Linked DNA regions of Homo sapiens: region 2 is linked to region 1. A link is a contact called in ENCODE Hi-C or POLR2A ChIA-PET data. All regions are on one chromosome and are shown on one strand. Each heading gives the region's core, a stretch centred on a gene start or an enhancer-like site at or near the end of the contact. The rest is flanking DNA. Distances are from core to core; before and after follow the strand shown.

Region 1 (2,700 bases), core at 74-2,573:
GGGTTTTTTGAGGGTCTTGGTCACATAGGCACCCTGTCTGGCATGTACCCACATCCCAGACTCCCAGAAGGAAACCAGGTGTTAATGAAACAGAGCATTGATACAGCTTAGGCACAGATTGCCACTCTTACCAGTTAATGGCGGGTCCTTCCCAAAATCCAAGCTCCAGGATGCCAGCCAGGGAAGGGCCAACCTTGGCAGCAGTGCCTTGTTAAGAAAAGCAGTTAGGGCCGGGCGCGGTGGCTCATGCCTGTAATCCCAGCACTTTGGGAGGCCGAGGTAGGTGGATCATGAGGTCAGGAGTTCGAGACCAGCCTGGCCAAGATAGTGAAACCCTGTCTCTAATAAAAAATATAAAAATTAGCTGGGTGTGATGGCGGGCGCCTGTAATCCCAGCTACTCGGGAAGCTGAGGCAGGAGAATTGCTTGAACCCGGGAGGCGGAGGTTGCAGTGAGCCAAGATCATGCCACTGCATTCCAGCCTAGGCGACAGAGTGAGACTGTCTCAAAAAAAAAAAAAAAAAAAAGCAGGGTGCGGTGGCTCACGCCCCGGGAGGCGGAGGTTGCAGTGAGCCAAGATCACGCCACTGCATTCCAGCCTAGGTGACAGAGTAAGACTCTGTCAAAAAAAAAAAAAAAAAAAAAAAGCAGGATGCAGTGGCTCACGCCTGTAATCCCAGCACTTTGGGAGGCCGAGGCAGGTGGATCACGAGGTCAGGAGATTGAGACCATCCTGGCTAACACAGTGAAACCCCATCTCTACTAAAAAAAAAAAATACAAAAAATTAGCCAGGCATGGTGGCGGGCACCTGTAGTCCCAGCTACTCAGGAGGCTGAGGCAGGAGAATGGTGTGAACCTGGGAGGCGGAGCTTGCAGTGAGCCGAGATTGTGCCACTGCACTCCAGCCTGGGAGACAGAGTGAGACTCTGTCTCAAAAAAAGAAAAAAGAAAAAAGCAGTTAGGCCTGCTGTGTTAGCTTTTTCTGCATAGAGGCCTACACCAAATATGACTTATTTATCATGTTACTTTTCCTGTTTGGAGAATCAATGAAAGAATGAGAATGCTTAATTCCTGAGAAAAGTAGATGCATGCTCTTTAGAAGGAAAAAGATACAGAAAGAAGGTGAAAGCCGCTTAAGACAAATTGTAGCTCTTCACAGTTTCATTCATTATTGAAGATCTTTAGCTGAGCTTGGCTTATCCTCAGAGTTCTCTGAGAATGTGCTTCTCAAAGTGGAAATTGTTTAGCATATGGGGTGGTGAAAAGGACTGAAGAACTTTGGTAATAAAAACCAAAGCAGCAGGAAGGAAGTGGTCTGATTAGAACCAAGTGCTTGAGCAGGGAAAGACAGCGTAAGAAAGAGACTGAAGCTGCTGAGTAGTTGTTTCAAGTAATTTCAAATCCTTAAAGGAGCTTGAACTGGAAGGTAATGTGGTCTCAACGGTTTATTCTGGGAAGAGACACGACATTCTCTTTCCATCTAGACAGTCCTGCCAGGAGGGTGAAATCTTTGAGAAAGCATTTTGAATGCAGTGATAAGGACTCTTTATTATTTTTGTTGTTGTTTTTATTTTAACCATTTCAAACAGTAGTTGGGGAACTGAATTGACATCAAAGGTAGAACAGTTCTGTCAACCAATTTGGTTAGTTTGAAATCCACAAGCACAATTAAAAAAAATTTATTATGTCCTGAGGAATTAACAGCTAGTGGTTTAGAGTATGTTTCAGTGATAAGCGTTTTGTATCTATGAACAGGTGAATTTAGGAGACCCTCCAAGGTGTTTCTGTACTCCCTTGGGTCATTTGAACAGGATAATTTGAGGTCCTGTGTCCAAGAGTGACCCTCCTCTCTGCTTCTGGATTCACTCCTAGCTCGTGTAGGATTCATGTTGCTAAACTCATTCCAAACTTGGCCATCTCTAGGGGTGACGATAAGGTGAAGACTCATTTTACCATTTTCTTTTGTCAGCCAATCAAAGAGCCCAAGAGTAGCCATTTTTTGTTTTGCTTTGTTTTATAAACAGGATTTTCTCTGGTACTTTTTTCTTGCCAGAAATGGACAGAGAGCTTTAGGAAGAAGAACTGGTTGTGTTTATGGGAGATATATTTAGGATGGGCTCACGGAGAGTTTGTCCTTGAAGCAACGACTTGGGATGTACATTAATAAGGTGATCCTATTTCTTCTTAATCTTTTATCACTTATGAACATGTAACTGACTAATACCACTGTAATCAGGCCTCAGTTTTCTATGGAAAGGAAGAGAAAGAGACATGGAACATCTTTAGGGGTAGATGTGTGTGTGTGTGTGTGTGTATGAGAGAGAGAGATGAAACAGACTGATGAGAGACAGACATGAACTTAGACTTAGATTTGAATGGGAATATATCTAATGAGCTGGCTTTAAAGTGGGTCAGGACAGCACTCACCTTGCTCAAAGGAGATTGGAGGCTGACCACGTAGCTCAGTGTGCCTCCCTGAGAGTTCTTCTGTGCTCCTTTATCTGATTGGAACCACGCAAATGACCACCTTGGCTGAGCTGCCCAGCCTTCTCCTAGGTTGAGCTTTAACCATCTGTTGGAGGAGGAAAATTCCCAAGATAACAATGAAAGCAATTTTTCTAACCATCTGGCTTAACCTGTACCACTTCCCTTGAAAATTGAATTTCTTTTTCTTCTCCATAGAGGCATTGAGGCACGGG
Region 2 (2,700 bases), core at 180-2,679, 39 kb after region 1:
CTGGGGTCCAGGCGTATGCCTTGTCTTCCACATCAAAACGCTAGTGTCAAAGAATAAATCTTAGGAGTGCATTATGACGATGGTGATTTTGAGATTATAAAGCATTTGGGAGCTCACAAAGGAAGCCTGTGGTTTTGTAGAGGACTAGAACTATTTTCACAACTGGTTTCCCTGACTGCATCCATATCTGTGTGGCCTTAATATTGTTTGACTCACAAAGGAAACTTGTTGATCCAGAGTGAACCAGTTCAACTTTCTTCTCCTCAATCTCAAGAGTATTCCATGGAGGAAAATGTTCTAAACTGCACCTGAGCTATAAACAATTTACTCTGAAGGTAACAGTGTTAGTATTCCAGTACGTAAACCTTTAGCTAATAACAATCAAAGTAGCCTAATTTGGAAAGTACACAGAAGGTTAGAGGGAAAGCTTGTAAATGTTTTCAAAGACTCTGTATTTAATTCTATCACCAGCTAGCAAAATAAATAGGCCAGCTGCTAGCTCTGAAACAGACACGTGGTGGAAATGAAATGTTAATAGTTGAAATGCCTTGCTCATTCGAAACCAAAAGGAACATGAAGTACACTTTCTAGTTTATGAGAGACAAGGTGAAAGTTCCCAAAACACATTTGTGGTGACTGCATTTAAAATTGCTTCCTCATCTTTTATTTTAGTGGCTAATACTTTAGTGTGGCCTATGTGTGACTAGAGGGCATTTTTTTTTTCTTCCGATTTAGATGGAAGGTTTGGAAATAAATGGAGAGTGGAAATCGGGAGATGTTAAATTCTACTTTTCCATGTGTCTAAGTTGTTTGCTCTAGTTTGTAAGCTGCAGGCCAGACTTTTCTGAGGAATGGGAGGTTACTTTCAATAATGTGCTAAGATTGACCTGAGATATTTAGCCAGCACATCTGCTTGCAAGCTCTGGCCGTATGTGAGGAGCTTATACTGGAATTAATTAACTCTGTTTGGTATTCTGAAATGTTTGCTCCACATCTTGTTTTACCATCACAAAACTTACAAAATCAATTGGAACTTTTTTATTTTTACTTAAGAACTTAAAAAAAAAAGCCAGGTGAAAAAGAGAATCTGAAAAGCAGTTGTTTTCCTGCTTGAAGCAAACTTTCAAGAACGAGCATTAGAATCAGAATTTATTTTTTCAAATACTTCTTTTTAACTTAAAATGATGGTGAAGTGTAACTCTTTCATCCATTACATTAATGCCATTTTTGAAATGTTTGATTTTATTAGAAAACAAGGAGATTGAAGTGAGAGGGGTATCCTGTATGCTGAGATAGTCACAGCATTACAAAATGTTTTATGAACCAAAATGTTGTCCTAGGAACACTCTGACTTCAGAAAGGAAAAGGAAGGGAGGTTTCTGGGAAAGCTCTGCAAGCATAGCCTTGACCTGTATTTGGAGACAGTACAGCACTCGTGGTCTTAACACCATGATGTTAATGTCAGAACGTTTGGCACTATGTTGTTGCTAACCTGCTGTTCTTAAACAAGTGAGCCTTACCTTGTTACTTTTCTCAGTTAGTAAAATTGGGAAGAGGACTACCTTCTAGAATTCAGCCACAGCACCAGTGTCATGACTGTGTTCTCTCTTCCTTTAAACCTGCTGCCCTTGGCCAGCCGCGGTGGCTCACGCCTGTAATCCCAGCACTTTCAGAGGCCGAGGCAGGTGGATCACAAGGTCAAGAGATCGAGACCATCCTGGCCAACATGGTGAAACCCCATCTCTACTAAAAAACAAAAAAACAAAAAAAACAAAACAACAACAACAACAACAACAAAAACCCTGCTACCCAATGAGATGCTCAGCAACTCATAATTTATTAAAAAATGAGCCAAAGGCCAGGCGCAGTGGCTCACACCTGTAATCCCAGCACTTTGGGAGGCCGAGGCAGGTGGATCACGAGGTCAGGAGATCGAGACCATCCTGGCCAACATGGTGATACCCCATCTCTACTAAAAAAAAAAACAGAAAAATAAAACAACAACAACAAAAATGCTACTACCCAATGAGATGCTCAGCAACTCATGGTTTATTAAAAAACAAGCCAAAGGCTGGGCGCAGTGGCTTACACCTGTAATCCCAGCACTTTGGGAGACCAAGGCAGGTGGATCACGAGGTCAGGAGATGGAGACCATCCTGGCCAACATGGTGAAACCCCATCTCTACTAAAAAAAAACCAAAACAACAACAACAAAAAAACCCCTGCTACCCAATGAGATGCTCAGCAACTCATGATTTATTAAAAAACAAGCCAAAGGCCGGGGGCAGTGGCTCACGCCTGTAATCCCAGCACTTTGGGAGGCCGAGGCGGGTGGATCACGAGGTCAGGAGATTGAGACCATCCTGGCTAACATGGTGAAATCCCGTCTCTACTAAAAATACAAAAAATTAGCCAGGCATGGTGGCGGTCGCCTGTAGTCCCAGCTACTTGGGAGGTTGAGGCAGGAGAATCACTTGAGCCTGGGAGGCAGAGGTTGCAGTGAGCCAAGATCACGCCACTGCACTCCATCCTGGGCAACAGAGCGAGACTCTGTCTCAAAAAAAAAAAAAAAAAAGCCAAAACCACTGAGCCCAACTGTCCGTCAACAGATGAATGTGTAAACAAGTTGTAGTATGTACTTAAAATGGTCTATTATTCAGCCATAAAAAGAATGAAGTTTTGATATATGCGATTACATAT

What was found. A loop is a pair of places that touch in the nucleus more often than their neighbours do. ChIA-PET counts read pairs that join two places held with the same protein, here RNA polymerase II (POLR2A). Pooled maps may share reads with other maps.
Region 2: a pooled map shows a loop between it and region 1 (2.6-fold over the local background). The contact joins two enhancer-like sites. A Hi-C loop is called at or near these places in 2 of 168 maps with a recorded cell type or tissue (ascending aorta and motor neuron), 1 of 37 single-sample maps with no recorded cell type and 5 of 50 pooled maps. POLR2A ChIA-PET finds 5 or more read pairs at or near these places in 5 of 52 experiments (Panc1, activated CD4-positive, alpha-beta T cell, activated CD4-positive, alpha-beta memory T cell and 1 more).

The regions. Positions count from the first base shown.
Region 1 is chr17:9,468,979-9,471,678 of GRCh38, reverse strand. The region is part of intron 6 of STX8 (syntaxin 8); the gene reads left to right. Among named protein-coding and RNA genes, the nearest start is that of STX8, 110 kb to the left of the region's middle. Within about 2 kb of position 1,323, at least 3 of the 41 ENCODE cell types and tissues checked have a DNase peak (open chromatin) inside an H3K27ac peak, as active enhancers do.
Region 2 is chr17:9,430,525-9,433,224 of GRCh38, reverse strand. The region is part of intron 6 of STX8 (syntaxin 8); the gene reads left to right. Among named protein-coding and RNA genes, the nearest start is that of STX8, 140 kb to the left of the region's middle. Within about 2 kb of position 1,429, at least 3 of the 41 ENCODE cell types and tissues checked have a DNase peak (open chromatin) inside an H3K27ac peak, as active enhancers do.